3 separate regions of the Homo sapiens genome follow, and all the other regions are linked to region 2. The links are chromatin contacts, found by Hi-C in ENCODE. All regions are on one chromosome and are shown on one strand. The core of a region is the stretch at or near the end of the contact, and the rest is flanking DNA. Distances in the headings are between cores, read along the strand shown.

What was found. A loop is a pair of places that touch in the nucleus more often than their neighbours do. Pooled maps may share reads with other maps.
Region 1: a pooled map shows a loop between it and region 2 (17-fold over the local background). The contact joins the promoter of TOR3A here to the promoter of QSOX1 in region 2. A Hi-C loop is called at or near these places in 1 of 168 maps with a recorded cell type or tissue (posterior vena cava), 3 of 37 single-sample maps with no recorded cell type and 10 of 50 pooled maps.
Region 3: a map of B cell shows a loop between it and region 2 (19-fold over the local background). The contact joins the enhancer-like site here to the promoter of QSOX1 in region 2. A Hi-C loop is called at or near these places in 4 of 168 maps with a recorded cell type or tissue (B cell, CD4-positive, alpha-beta T cell and naive thymus-derived CD4-positive, alpha-beta T cell) and 10 of 50 pooled maps.

Annotation. Positions count from the first base shown.
Region 1 is chr1:179,079,151-179,084,054 of GRCh38, reverse strand. It overlaps TOR3A (torsin family 3 member A), which reads right to left and starts at 1,985. Exons shown (of 6, transcript NM_022371.4): 1 at 1,668-1,985; 2 at 1,002-1,115. The coding sequence starts at 1,926. RefSeq lists silencers at 361-420, 1,411-1,580, 1,721-2,010.
Region 2 is chr1:180,152,589-180,157,468 of GRCh38, reverse strand. It overlaps QSOX1 (quiescin sulfhydryl oxidase 1), which reads right to left and starts at 2,600. Exons shown (of 12, transcript NM_002826.5): 1 at 2,297-2,600. The coding sequence starts at 2,561. It overlaps LOC105371636 (a long non-coding RNA gene), which reads left to right and starts at 2,631. Exons shown (of 2, transcript XR_001738314.3): 1 at 2,631-3,470; 2 at 4,280-4,861. RefSeq lists an enhancer at 2,326-2,425 and a silencer at 2,606-2,925.
Region 3 is chr1:182,027,922-182,032,471 of GRCh38, reverse strand. No RefSeq gene overlaps it. Among named protein-coding and RNA genes, the nearest start is that of ZNF648, 32 kb to the left of the region's middle. RefSeq lists a silencer at 2,355-2,744. Within about 2 kb of position 2,736, at least 30 of the 41 ENCODE cell types and tissues checked have a DNase peak (open chromatin) inside an H3K27ac peak, as active enhancers do; they include B cell, where a contact is called at or near this core.

The sequences.
Region 1 (4,904 bases), core at 736-3,235, 1.1 Mb after region 2:
GGTCTTATCCAAGTCAGCAGTGATCCAAATTAAGACTTCCTGACCTGTATGTAGTCCTATCTTCTGTCCTGAGCCAGACTGTGTCCCTAAACACACTGTGTTATTGGCATTTTGGCCAATTAAGTGACCTAAATATCTGGGGTGGGCCTCATTTATGGAGATTGAAGGACCTGGGATCAGGAGAACTCTGGGCAAGAAATTGCTCCTGGGGAAAAGAGAGGAAGCTTTTGCAAATGTCTGAACAGGTTTCAGAACATGGGGCCAAAGATCACCTTGTGAGAGTGAAAATGCAAATCAACTGCGATATGCAAATCAAGCAACCCAAACTAATTAGAAAATACTGGTTGCCATGGCACAGTGGCTCACGCCTGTAATCACAGCACTCTTGGAGGCCAAGGCAGGCAAATCACAAGGTCAGGAGTTCGAGACCGGCCTGGCCAACATGGTGAAACCCGCCCCCCCCCCCCCCCCCCGCCTCTACTAAAAATACAGAAATTAGCCGGACGTGGTGGCAGGCACCTGTAATCCCAGCTACTCGGGAGGCTGAGGCAGGAAAATTGCTTGAACCCAGGAGGCGGAGGGTGCAGTGAGCTGAGATCGCACCACTGCACTCCAGTGTGGGTGACAGAGCAAGCCTCCGTCTCAAAAAAAAAAAAGAAAAGAAAGGGACACTTTTAATCACAACCCAGAATTTCTGATCAGTTCTCTCTGGATAGTTCCAGCCCCCTCTGAGAGGTAGCTGTTTCTGTTTAGAGTGAAACAAGGTGCTCTGGGCCTGACAAACAGCTCAGTTTGCCTGGGCTATTAAGCTAGAGGCTAAAAAGGGGCTTCCCTGACTCAAGCATTTGGTACTCCCTCAAAACTTCAGTCAGACTGTGGCAGTTCCTGCTTGTCGGGAGGCTGGGCAGGATGACGAAAGGTCCCTTGCATCTAACCATTTCCCCTGGACTGCCTCCCCTCCCCACAGATCCCTAGCCCCTTGAAGCCATGCGGGGTCCAACCTGTAAAGTTGTTGGAGATTCTGCAATCCCCTCTAGGGCAGCAGTCTTTGAAGCTGCAGTACCACGTGGTCAGGAGGTCCAGGTACCGCTGGCCCAACAGAGGAAGGCGCCAGCCTGGAAAAGGAGGAGCTGTGAGACCGAGAGGAGACCATCCGGTGCTCTACAGTGATGCGGCAACCTTGCCACACAACTTGTCAGGGACAGAGGGACACCCAGAACTCAGATTCTAACTCCCAGCCCCGACTCGGCCCACTGTCGGTCCTCAAGCCCTGCGTCCAAAAGCAGCAAGGGAGACGGCAGTCACCAGGCATGTCCACAGCGGACGTTCCCTAGAGCTGTCAAGAGCAACACCTTCGAATAACGCCAGGGTGGGCTGGGAGATGGCACAGGCGGTGCGAGAGAATCTGGAAAGCGCAGGGATCAGGGGAGGCGGGGGACGGGAAGCCGGGCGCCAGGGGGGTGCGCAGGGGACGCGGGTGGGGCAAGGGCGGTGATGGGGCTCCCTGCTCCGCGGAGGCTGCCCCCGCCCACAGCCGGTACCGGCGGCTGAGCAGAGCAGGACTGCGGGCCCAGATGTCGCCCCGGACAGGAGCGAGGCGACCACAGCCGCGCCCGGATCGCACTCTGCTCCGCAGCGAACGGCGGACCGTGGGGACGGGGTCTTACCCAGGGGCCCCGTGGCTGCCTCCTCGTCCTCGTCACAGTCGTCGGGCCACACCTGGCAGCTGAAGAGCGTCCAGTACCGCTTGGAGAGGGCACCCGCCGCCCTGAGCTGCTCCTGCAGGCGCTGGAAGCCCGGCCAGGCCCAGGCCGAGCCCGGCTCGTCGGTTCCCTCCCACGGCCTGGAGGCGCCGCGGGGCTCAGGCGCGCCCGGGAGCAGCAGCAGGAAAAAGAGCCAAAGCTGGCGCCACGGACCGCGAAGCATGGCCGGCCCCGAGCTGCGGGACCATCCGGCTGCCGGCCTAGCCAGGCTCCCTTAAGCCCGGGGCGGTCAGGCGGGGACCGCACTTCCTAGGCGGGCTTGAACCCGGGATTGGTGTTGCTGTGGCGACCGGCGGGCCGGGCTGAGTGCGCACTGGCAGCCTCCGTACACGTGACCCAGGCGGGAACCCGAAACCCTGTCTGGGGTCCTGAGAGGCAGTCCCGAGACTGACTTCAGGCCAGGTGCAACTAGCCGGCTTCCAGGAAGCAGTTTATTCTGGGTCGTGATTGTGGTTGCAAAGAAGGTGAACTCAGGCTTTGAAATGGCCACTGTCAATCACTCCGCTAGGACTTTCGGACGGCTCTGGTGGCCCATCAGAGGCCTACCGAATAAGGACACTCCTGCTTTGCCTCGCGTTTGCAGATCAACTTCCCGCCAACCTGTTAGAGGAAGCCGGAAAACCGTCTCAGTCAGGAGCGTTAGGCAGGCCAGGGGAGTCAGCTGAGTGGAGAAGAGGCCCTGGAAAGAAGGGCACAGCTAGGTGCCTGTCTGGCCAAGGTTGCCCTGGCTCCTCCGCAGAGGGAAATGAAACCGCAGCAAAACACCAGCAGGTTTCCACAGTGGGAGTCCACGAAAAGCAAGAGGAAGCTGATTGACGGGCTCCAGTCTGGAGGTGTTTGGAGTTTGGAAACCCCCCGAGTCATGGGTAAATCATGAGGCGTCATGTCAATGTAATTATATCTCATAAAAATCCGAAGTACTGTGTGCACTTTCTTGACTAGGTTTGCAACTTTCAAGTGCTGGGACTGAGCAGCCCATCCGACACCATTGGCAAAAGACTACAGGGCCTCTTTCCCTCAGCGCTCTCTTCTCCATAGCGAGGAGCATGGAACAAGGCTGTTAGATTTCAGAAGAGCTTAATGCATTGTTTAAAATCACCTGGCTTACTTCAGCCAAGCCAAAAAGCCGTCTTGTCTTAGGAGAAAACTGCTGTCTAGAGAGATCAGAGGACTTGGCTAATGTCATATGTTTAGTGGCTTTGAGGTTGGGCCCTCCAGACAGTAAGGTGAATACTAGCACCGTGTCTCACAAATGTCACAGGCAACTTGATTCATCTGTTCACCCCAGTCTCTTAGATCACACCGTGCCAGGTCTGCTCCATTCTCAGCAGCTCACCAAATTTGTGCCTTTCATTCGAACAGCTACAGAAACTAGATAAAGCACCTTTGCTAGGACACGAGGTTGAGTTGAAAAGTAAAATGTTTATAGTGTCTCAGCCATTCAGTGTGATGTCAAAAACTTTTCATAGAGTAGCAGCCATGGCACCAGCCCAGCACTGTGTACATCGAGCTTGCGGAGTCCACCGGAGACAGTTAACAGCACATACACCACAGTGCTTATTGGAAAACCAAAAAAAATTAGGCAGGGTGTGGTGGCTCACGCCTGTAATCCTAGCACTTTAGAAGGCCGAGGCGGGCGGATCACCTGAGATCAGGAGTTCGAGACCAGCCTGGCCAACATGGTGAAACCCAGTCTCTACTAAAAATCCAAAAATTAGCTGAGTGTGATGGTGCGCATCTGTAATCCCAGCTACTCAGGAGGCTGAGGCAGGAGAATGGCTTGAACCCAGGGGGCAGAGGTTGCAGTGAGCCAAGATGGTACCACTGCACTCCAGCCTGGGTGACAGAGCAGGGCTCCATCTCAAAAAAAAAAAAAAAAGAAAAAAGAGAAAAGAAAAAAAATTAACTCACTCAACAAATGTCGTTTGAGTCTGAATGGCAGTCTAATATAGTGATTACCATTTTCTATTTGTGCAACCATGGATGTTACTGAACCGTCCCATGCCTGTTTCCTCACCTATAAAAAGGGATAATAAAATAGTCCCCTCATAGGGCTGCTGTGAAGATTAAATGAGCTCATTCAATGAGCACATCATCAACACTCAATACGTGGCCAGTTTTATTTTTGTATCTACCCAGCCATGGAGGAGGCTCTGGGTGGTCTACACAGGAGGCAAGGATGGCTTTAGTTAATACTGGTGGTTTATAAGTGAATTTATGGTGAAAAAATTAATAGTAACAATAGTTTATTAAAACAATCCAAGTTTTAAGATGTTGTGGAAAGAATTATCTGTACTTGGAACTTTTATGTAGGGCTACCTGCTCATTTCTGAGATGTTCTGACTTGGATTTAGCATCCCATTGTAAATAAAGTAGGTTAGCTGGGAAGTTCTTCGACAACCAACTTGATTTCAAGACATTTTTATTATTTATTTATTTATTTATTTATTTATTTAGAGACGGAGTCTTGCTCTGTCGCCCAGGCTGGAGTGCAGTGGTGCAATCTCGGCTCACTGCAACCTCCGCCTCCCCGGTTCAAGCGATTCTTCCCCCTCAGCCTCCCAAGTAGCTGGGATTACAGGCGTTCACCACCACGCCCCCGCTTTTTTTTTTTTTTTGTATTTTTAGTAGAGACGGGGTTTCGCCATGTTGGCCAGGCTGGTCTCGAACTCCTGGCCTCAGGTGATCTGCCTGCCTGCCTTAGCCTCCCAAAGTGTTGGGATTACAGGCGTGAGCCACTGCGCCTGGCCGTTTTTTTCCAAAAAAAAAAAAAAAAGAGGTAAACACTTTTTCACCAAAGAGTCAGTCCCGTGTAGAAACAATAAATCCAAACACCAGTTTCTAGATACGTCTCTTGAGTATTTCAATAAATACTCCTTTCCGTCTCAGGCCTTGGAGGCTGTGCTCGTTTTAAAGTTCTGGAAGCAGTATCTCATGGATGACGGGGACATCTAGAGGCTGCTGGGAAAACTACAGACAACTATGATTCTTTAGCAAGCATTACGGTGCTACTCAAGGGCGGTTCCAGAACCCCACCACTGGCATCACCCAGGAGCTTGTTAGAAATGCAGAATCTCAGGCCCCAGACATACTGAATCAAAACCTGCACTTTAAGAAGGTCTTTCTGTGCAGGGAGCCATG
Region 2 (4,880 bases), core at 1,351-3,850:
ACAGCCCAGGGTGGGATGAGCACAGCCCTCTGCGGGCCCACAACCAACCTTTCTCAAGAAACCTCAGGACACAGAGATGAAGCGAGACCAACCCTAGCTTCTCAGCAGGGCCTCACCAGGGAACACCCCTTTGGGTTAGAGTGGAGGACATTCTTCATTGCAGGCTGACAGCAGATTCTGCCAGTGCCCTCCCAACACGATCTGGCTCAAGGACTGACTCACACCAATGGCTCACAGGAGACCTCCAGTTTCCACTGAAATCTCCCACCTCCCATTTACCCTGGCTCACCCCCACAGACTTTGATCCTTCCATTTCCTTTTCAGAGGTTAAATTCTGATTTCGCTTTCTTATTTTAGAGAAAGGCTCCATGCACTGGGGAATCCTGTTTGGAAGTGGTAACCCTCATCCAGGAGCAGAATGGGTCAGTATCTAGACATGCAACTCATAGGAAAACTAAAAACTCTGCATTGCAAGAGGCCAAACATGTGAGTCAGCTGGAAGCTAATCTTTCCCCCCAGCACTCTCAAGAAGGAAGAAATTCTAGAATAAGTCCATCTGCAGCCACTGAACACCTCTTATAACCTCAAAGTGGAAAGCGATCTGGGAATTTTTATGATGTTCATGCCCACAATGTCCCCTGAGATTACCTTATCTTAGGTGTTCCAGTTCCATGATCCATGTTCTTCCTCCCTCCTCCCCTGACCAGATGTGTTGACATCACTCCTCCCCTGACCAAATGTGTTGAAATGGTGTGAAGCACTGCTCAGAAAGGCACGTTCAGCTAATGGGACCAGTGAGGCATGTAGGCAAGTGTAAACTGGAGGTCAAAACAGCTTATAAGTTTCATTTAAAAATAATTTTCCAGGACCATATGGCTAAAAGATGTACACATGGTTCCATCTCGCCTCTTCAGAAACCAATCTGCAAGCTGCTCAGGAAAAGAGGAGGGTGAGTCTGAAAACTAACATCTACAAAGGCACTGTTCTACCACAAAGAGTTGAATTTATCAAGAAATACCAACAGTGGAACAATGGTTCCAGTTCCCCTTTCTCTAGAAAAAGGCCTATTTCCAAAGATGCCCACAGTTCTCATTCAATGACCATTTCAGGGTAGGAGGCCGTGCTAGCGACCTAGCACCAGAGTCAGGAAGTAACTCCATTCAGAGGCAGCAAGTCAGGAACAAATCACTATCACTATACCACTCCTGCCCGCCAAATACCCACTACCTGGATTAGGTGGATGTGTGACACCACAGGAATCTTTAAATTGTGGAAAGGAAACTATGAGACAATGTATGCCGAGTACTTAGTAAGGTGCCTGAAATGATAGGTGCTCCGTAAATATTAATTACTATTATTACCATATTTCCTCGACTCTAAGTCTTAAGTGTTTCAAAATTTTAGCATTTCTGTAATAGAGTTCACCTTCAAATCTTTATACATGTAGTGGTTTTTTCCTATCCTTCTACCCCTTGGGCTGTCATAAAATGAACAGTGTGTCTCACAGTTGATGGTGTCTTGGAATTCAGGAAATATAGTTTTGGTGCCCCAACCAGGGATTGGGAACATGGAGCAAGAGCCAAACACGCACCAAAGGCCTCTGGGTGCATGGGTTTAAAATATAAGGGTCTGAGCGGGGGAAGAGAGAGAAGGATGTGGCCCAGAAGCTAAGGAGCTGGAGGCGGCAGGTCAGGAGAGGCCCGGAACAGAGATAGGAAAACTGCCAGGTGGACATACCCACATCAAAGACAAAAATGAGAAAGGAAGTCTATGTACCACCTGGTCAACCAGTCGAGGGAGTGGAGAAAGGTGGCAGGGAGGCAAAATGGATGTCCGTTCCCTTTTCTCCCCAGCACTGACCCACAGCAGCTAGGGAACCTGGCAGGAAGATGACATGGGTCCCTGGACGAGAGGAAGAGGACTGCCACAAGGCTGGCCCAGGAAACGGTAAGGTGTCAGCGGACCATGCGGAGGAAGGAACAAAGGAGACCTCTCGCAGGGAAGGAGGCAGTAACCTGGCGGGGGACGAACCGGGCGAGCAGGGCAGGTCTGGGGGCCCAGGCCGCGGAGAGGGAAAGAAGCTCGGGATGAGGGCCAAGAGGAAAAGGCAAGGGAGCGGGAGGCAAAAATGGAGCTGAGAAACATGAAGGTGGTGGGCGTGGGATGCGCGGAGAGGAAGAGGTGGGCGGAGGTGACTGGAAGAGGGACGCGCTCCCGGAGTAGGAGGCTGCCCACCGGGCAGGTGGAGGGGTCCGGGCGGCGGGGCACGGGGGAGCGGGCCGCCCCCGCTTCTCACCTTTGACGTCTTCGGCCAGCGCCTTCCACGTCGGGGCGAAGGCGATGCAGTGGCCGCACCAGGAGGCGAAGAACTCCACGGCCCAGGCGCTGCGGGAGCCCAGCACCGCGCCGCGCACCGTGTCCGCCTGCAGCAGCGTCAGCGGGTCGGAAGGCGAATAGAGCGCCGACCGCGGGGCCGCGTTAGCGCCGGGAACCGCGAGCAGCCACAGCAGCAGCAGCAGCAGCGACGGCGGCGGCCCGGAGCCGCTGTTGCACCTCCTCATCCTCGGCGCTGCGCTCACCACCACACGCAAGCACCGGATGAGTCGGGTCCCGGCGCCGCGGCACCGCCTGCCTCCGCCCGCAAGGAGGAGCCACGTGGCCCCGCCCCTGAGCCCCCGCCCCCGAGCCCCCGCCCCCGAGGCCGGCCCAGCCACCCCGCCCCGCCGGCCGCTCCTGGGCGCGGGAGCGGGCGGGGCTGAGCTTGTTGCAGGGGCTGGCCCTGGCCGGGTGGTGAGCCATCCTTTCGCGGTCCGCCGAGGCCTCGGAGCAGCGCGACCCGGGTTCCCGCCTCAGGCCCCAGGAGGCGAGGTGTACAGTCCGGTAAAGGAATGGAGCGCCCGCCGAGCGGTCGCTGCGGGGGTAGCCTCGCGGAGGTTGTTTGGCCTCTCACGGCCCCCGTATCCAACGGAAGAGGAGTCCGTTGGAATAGACGACCCGGATTTCGGCTGTTGTAGGGCAGTTCCTGGGCTCCCGCGGAGCGATGAGACGTTGTGAATTAGATGTGAGAAGAGGGACGCTTGGTCTGCGACCACCAAGACCCCACAGGATCGATGCACCCACCCCTGCTGATGACCATGACCATCTAAAGGGGAACATCATTTGAGGGGCCCTACTCATGGATCAGAAGCCCCTCTTCACTGTGGGGTGTGCTGGGTTGGCGGGCAGTTGCCGTGGAATCAGTTTCCTCAGGACCCATATCTGACCACCCTCATAAGGTTGTCAGGGCGATTCCAACATTCGGGGTTCCCAGCAGCCCAGATCCCCCACATCCAGCTCTTCAGCCTACTCAGAGCTCTCCACGCTCACTCACATGTCCCTCTCGCAAGTAGCCCGATCAACTCACCTGGTGTCATGGGCACTAAGGTGTTAATGGATTTTCTCTGGTCACCTTTGCAGCTCCACTGTTTTGAGTGAGTTATTTTAAGGGGAGAAGGTGCTCCTCAGACGGTTGTCACAGTGATATTTTTCCTTTGTGACTGCCAGGTTAGCCCCTTTCACCTGTAAGAGCTTTGAGCCTAGATTTGTTATTCATTTATTCAAGTTTTACTGAGTGGTGTCATGCCAGGCACTTGTTTAGGTATAAGGATAAGGCAGTAAACAAAATATAGACTCTAGGGACGTGGAACTTACATTCCAGTGGGGGTAAAGAGATGATACATAAGTAAATGTAGATCAGATGGTGACCGATGTTATGAAGAAATGTAGACTGGGGTAAGAATAGAGTGGCAGAGGAGGTGCTATTTTACACACGAAGATCAGGGACAGGTCTACCCTTAATATTTGCAAGAACTGAGTCAGTAGTACAAATGGAGGCCCACATATCATGTCTACATATTTTAAAACTACAAATTAAACGGTGATGTAAAATTCCTATCCTTTTATCTTGACATGTATACCTTCATCATAATCTGGAAGGCCACATTTAAGTTTAGGATTCTTGGACCCTTCTGAGATACGCCCTCGAATGTAGTGCTTTGGAGGGGGAACATGTCCTTGGCCCTCAGCCTTCCTTCTTCTCTTGGCACCCCAGCTCTGTCCCATACTTCAAATGGCCTTTTGCCCACACCTATAACAACGACATCTGCACATCAGAGTTTTGTCCACACCTGCAAATAGCCTCCCCTTGACCACCCCTTGCTCCTCAGGAGGATAGACCTTGGGAAAAGGCTGAGGCAGCCTGTAGCTGGTGACCTGTTGCTATTGCGGCACTATTTTCTAGGGTCCCAGGAACTCACAGTATGCTCTAAAAAGGAGAGGGGCAAGAGCTCTGAGTGAGTACATCCCGTTGGCCCGTGGGATTTCTTGCCCTATGGAAAGGAACATGGACGGAAGAGAATCAGGTGCTCAGAGCCCTAGACTGGGGCTCCTCTTGCCCCAGTCTTGAGGCAGTTCTAAAGAGGTAACATTTGAGCCAAAGACCTAAATGAAGTATGGGAGGAAGCCCTGTGGGAGTCTGGGTTAGGAGCACTCCAGGAAGTGGTCCAGAGGTTGGAGTTTTTACTCCCTTCATGTGTTCATATCTGTCTGCCTGAAGTCTTAAGCTGCATAGAGAAATTATGTGTTAGCCAATTGGAGTGTTAGTACCTTGCTAACTCTCCTCCCCATGACGCAGCCAATTCCAGTTGCTGGGTACTCCTCCCCGGGACTCAGTCCCTGTACAGCTTCTGCTCTCCAACTTTTCTCGCTCCTAGCAGCCTCTGGAACCAGAATGGACGGTCCTCTAGTAACGCTGGATTCTATGGGTTGGAAGTACTGCAGCGGCTGGATCAGGTTCCAGTAAAGTTTTGTACCTTCAAATGTCTCTGTTGTTAAACAGTGTT
Region 3 (4,550 bases), core at 1,487-3,986, 1.9 Mb before region 2:
CTGCTTCTGTGTTGGGCCTATAAAAGTCCATTGCTCACACTGTGCAGCACTCTGAACTTTTGGTTCTCAGTGATGCATGATTCCTGAGTCATTCTTTGCTCAAATAAACTGGTAAATTTAATTTGTCTAAAGTTTTTCTTTTAACACATGTAAAGTATTATTACAGAAAAAAGTGTAACTATTAAAACAGTGTTTTCAAGGACCAAAAGCACAGAAGTCAATTAGTTTAGGCAACAACAATAAAATACTTTAGACAACTTTTTTTTTTTTTTTTTTTTTGAGACGGAGTTTCATTCTGTCACCTAGGCTGGAGTGCAGTGGCGCGATCTCGGCTCACTGCAACCTCCGCCTCCTGGGTTCAAGCGATTCTCCTGCCTCAGCCTCTTGAGTAGCTGGGACTACAGGCGCACGCCACCACGCCCAGCTAATTTTTGTATTTTTAGTAGAGACGGGGTTTCACCATGTTGGCCAGGATGGTCTCGATCTCCTGACCTCGTGATCCACCTGCCTCGGCCTCCCAAAGTGCTGGGATTACAAGCGTGAGCCATAGCACCCTGCCGACAACTTTTAAGAATAACCACACTGATGAGAATGTCCAGATATTTACTATAACAAATAACTTTTAAATAATGCTTACACTAGAGATTAAGAAAGAAATGGAGACTAAATAGGAGAGGGAAATGTTAGTCCTTTACACTTTAAATACTAAGAATATCAAACTAATATCATCTTTTCCTCACAAAGTAGCATTTATTAACTTTAGTACATGTTTTCTCAATATTTTTCCAAAAGAAATAATGGTTTCAATGACCGATCCTCAACTATCCCCCACCCCTTTCCATCAACCTCCTTGAGTTCATCATATCAAGATCTTCTTGTTTCCCAACAAGTCTTCATCAAGATTTACTCTCCAAGCTTTAGTTCCATCCACTCACCTACCCAACCTTAAAACATCTATTTATACATTTGTCCGTCCCTTTTCTCCCACGTATATGTCCATCCTTGTAGCTATTCCCTCGCCCACCTGTCTGTCCATCATCAATCCGTCCATGCTACATTTACAGAATATTGAGATAAAGGCATTGCCCTAACAACTTGATACAGGAATAAGTAAAGAGAGAATTATATCACGGTATAAAAAATGCCACCAAGGAGAAGCATCCCAGAACTCGATGGTAGTACAGTGGAAAGACCTGTACTTGGAGGAAAGATAATGGAACTTTCTAGGAGAGTTGATACATTGGCTGAATTTCGAAGGTAAAATAAGCATTAGGAAGGTAAAGGAGTATTATGTACAAAGACAAAGAGATATATGAAAGCAATATGAGTCTGGAGAAACTGTAATTTGACCTGACTAGAAGGTAAGTTGAATAATGAGAGATGACTGAAGAAGCAGACAAAGTGGAGATGGCAGATAGCCTTTCCTTCAGTTATGGTTTCAAACCCTATGAAGAAAGCTGTTGAGTTTCTATCCACCTGCATATTTTTTATTATTATTTTAGTTAGGTGTGCTTTTTTCAAAGATAAACACTCTATTCCTTTTGCTTCTTCCAGTTTTCAACTGAAGATGTGGAGACCTCTCCTCACAGATGTGTTTTGAAAATTTAAAAGCATTTTAAACAGCAACCTAAGTAAATTAATTATTCAAGACAAGACACAGACCTCTTTAATTGCTTCAAAGAAAGTAAAATACCGGGTAACTTGTCAGGTATTTGTCCAAATCTTCTTTTCCCACAACTTCTGCTCCAAAGATTATGCATTTAGTAATAATACAAAAATCTATTAACAATATTTAGATTAATACTAAAATTTAGTAATAATTTAGAAATCTCTAGTTTGAACTATTCATGAGGAAATTACAAACTACTACACATCTCTAACTGGTAGCATTCACATGCCAGCTGTGGTCTATTATTTGGTGACATGCGGGGACTGCTTCTAAGTTGTTTGAGGGGCTTCTATTTTCTGAATATATCAAGGACAAGATGATGTGACCTGCAGCCCATTGGGGGTCAAGGGGAAAGGTGGTAGAGGTGAGGGATAAGAGAAGTAAAATGTAAGTGCAAAGGCTTTATTCTCTCTGCTTATGGATCTTTCCTCATATCCCCGAACGGAGTCCACCAATTCTGCTTCCCAGTAAACAGCCTATGGGGCACCTGCCTGTAAATACCTGGAGCATCATCAGGTTGGGGGGCGGGGAATTAACAAACACCCTAAAGCCTTTGAGGTAGAAGCAACGCAGGCCCTCTTATAATGTGGGCCAACCGCCCGGCCCCAGGCTCCGCGGATCCCGCCCGGAGTGGTCTCCTGGATCCTCTCTCCTCGGGCGGGCGTCCGGTTCCCGCGCGCTCCAAAGGGCTGCCCGCAGGCCGAGACCACAAGGGGGCGGCGCCTGACCCACTCAGCGGGCAGAAAGCGCTGCCTGCTCCGCTCTCCAGGCGCCGCCCCGGCTCCCGGATGTAGGGTGCTCTCCGCCCGCCCCGCCCCCCGGGGGGTGTGGTGCCCTCCGTCCGCCTCGCCCCCCTCACCCGCAGGCCACCCGGCTTCCCACCGGATGGCGGCGGCCGGGTCCTGGAGGCCCGCAAGGCGGGCGCCGCTCAGCGATCTTCGCTGATGGGCCGCGGCGGTAAAACCTGCCCCGCCCACTCGCGGTAAGCAAAGGTACGGCCCCCCAGGCCCCGCCCCCTGTCCTGACAGATAAGCCTCCTGGCCAACCAGGCTTCTCATCTTCCTCTTAAGTTTTGCTCCGTATCCCCGCCCCAGCTTTGAGCCCCACCCCCAGCGGACAAGCTCCGCCTCCAGCCCGCCTCAGAGGAAAGTGAGCTACAGGATAGGAAGCTGCGGGTCTGCGCAGCCTGAGTGCACAGAGTACCTGTAATGCCTGTGGTGCCGGCCGGGAGGGTTGGGCCCAGAAGAAGGCAGACTAGCCCCTGCCCTGCCCAACTTCAGTCCAGCCAAAGAGAAGTAAACGAGGGAGTGGGTGTTAGGTAAGGAAAGTACCCTGACCGGACGGGTTAGGTGAGAAGGTTTCTTGGAGGAACTGAGACCGGAAGATGGAAGGAATTCGCTAGGCCAGAGGCGGGAGGGTGCCCAGGGGAGGGGACAGAGTTCCAGTAAGAGAAAATAGCAGGCCTCGGTGAGAGGATCACCATAGGTTCCAGAAACTAAAACAATTTTTGACCAATATGGCTGGAGCATAGAGTAGTCCAGCAAGAAATAAAGCTGGACAGAGAATGGAAGTCAGATTCTAGAAGACTCTAGAGGTTCACACCTCTAGAGGCTTTTAAAGTGGGAACGTGGCATAATCAGATCTACATTTCATAAAGGTCACTCTGCAGAGTGCATTGGGAGAAGATCAGACTAGGGACAGGAAAATCAGAAGACTGGCATTGATGTGGACTAGGATGGGGGCAGTGAGGATGAAGAGAGAGGGGTGGATTTGAAAGATGTTTTGCACATAGAATTAACAAATTTTGGATGAGGTGGCAGGGTAGGTGAGAATTCAAGAGAATGAAGAGTAAAGATGATTTATTTCTGCATCAGCAAGGTCAATGGTGACCATACAAGTTATCGCTCGCTCCCCTCCATATTTTTAGCACTTTCAGAGCTGTTACCTTACTGCCTTGAGTGTTTCTCTTTTGCGTAGAGAATTTATTGCTGTTCCAGATTAGAGCTTCCTTGAAGAAATGGACATCTTCAGGTTTTCCTTTGCTTAGATTGTACCGCAAATTACCCATTTGATCATTTGCTGAATGATCCAATGAATCAATGGCCCCAAGGGTTTGATCCTCAAAACTAAAAAAAAAAGCTGTCAGAAAGGCCAGTCCTCAAGAGGTACATTTATAGTCATGTGCCCCATAATGACATTTTGATCATCGATGGACTACATATATGACATTAGTCCCATAAGATTATAATGGAGCTGAAAAATTCTTATCACCTAGCGACAAAGCCATTGTAACACTGTACCGCAATGTATTACTCACATGTTTGTTGTGATGCTGGTGTAAACAAACCTACCATGCTGCCAGTCATATAAAAAGGTAGCACACATGATTATGTGCAATACATAATACTTCAAAATGATAATAAACGACTGTTACTGGTTCATATATTTACTGTATTATACTTTTTATCATTATTTTAGAGTGCATTCCTTCTACTTATAAGAAAAGTTAACTGTCAGCCTCAGGCAGGCCTTTCAGGAGGTATTCCATAAGAGCATTGTCATCATAGGAGATGACAGCTCCGGGTGTGTTATTGCCCCTGAAGACCTTCCAATGGGACAAGATGTGGAGGTGGAAGACAGTGACACTGATGATCCTGACTCTCTGTAAGCCTAGGCTAATGTGTGTGTTTGTGTCTGTTTTTAACAAAAAAGTTTAAAAATTAAAAAGTTAAGATATAAAAAGCTTATAGAATAAGGATATAAAGAAAAAAAAGTTTTGTGTATCTGTACAATGTATTTATGTTTTAAACTTATTATAAAAGAGTCATTTTTTTCAAGTTTATAAAGTAAAAACATTATGGTAAGCTAAGGTTACTGATGA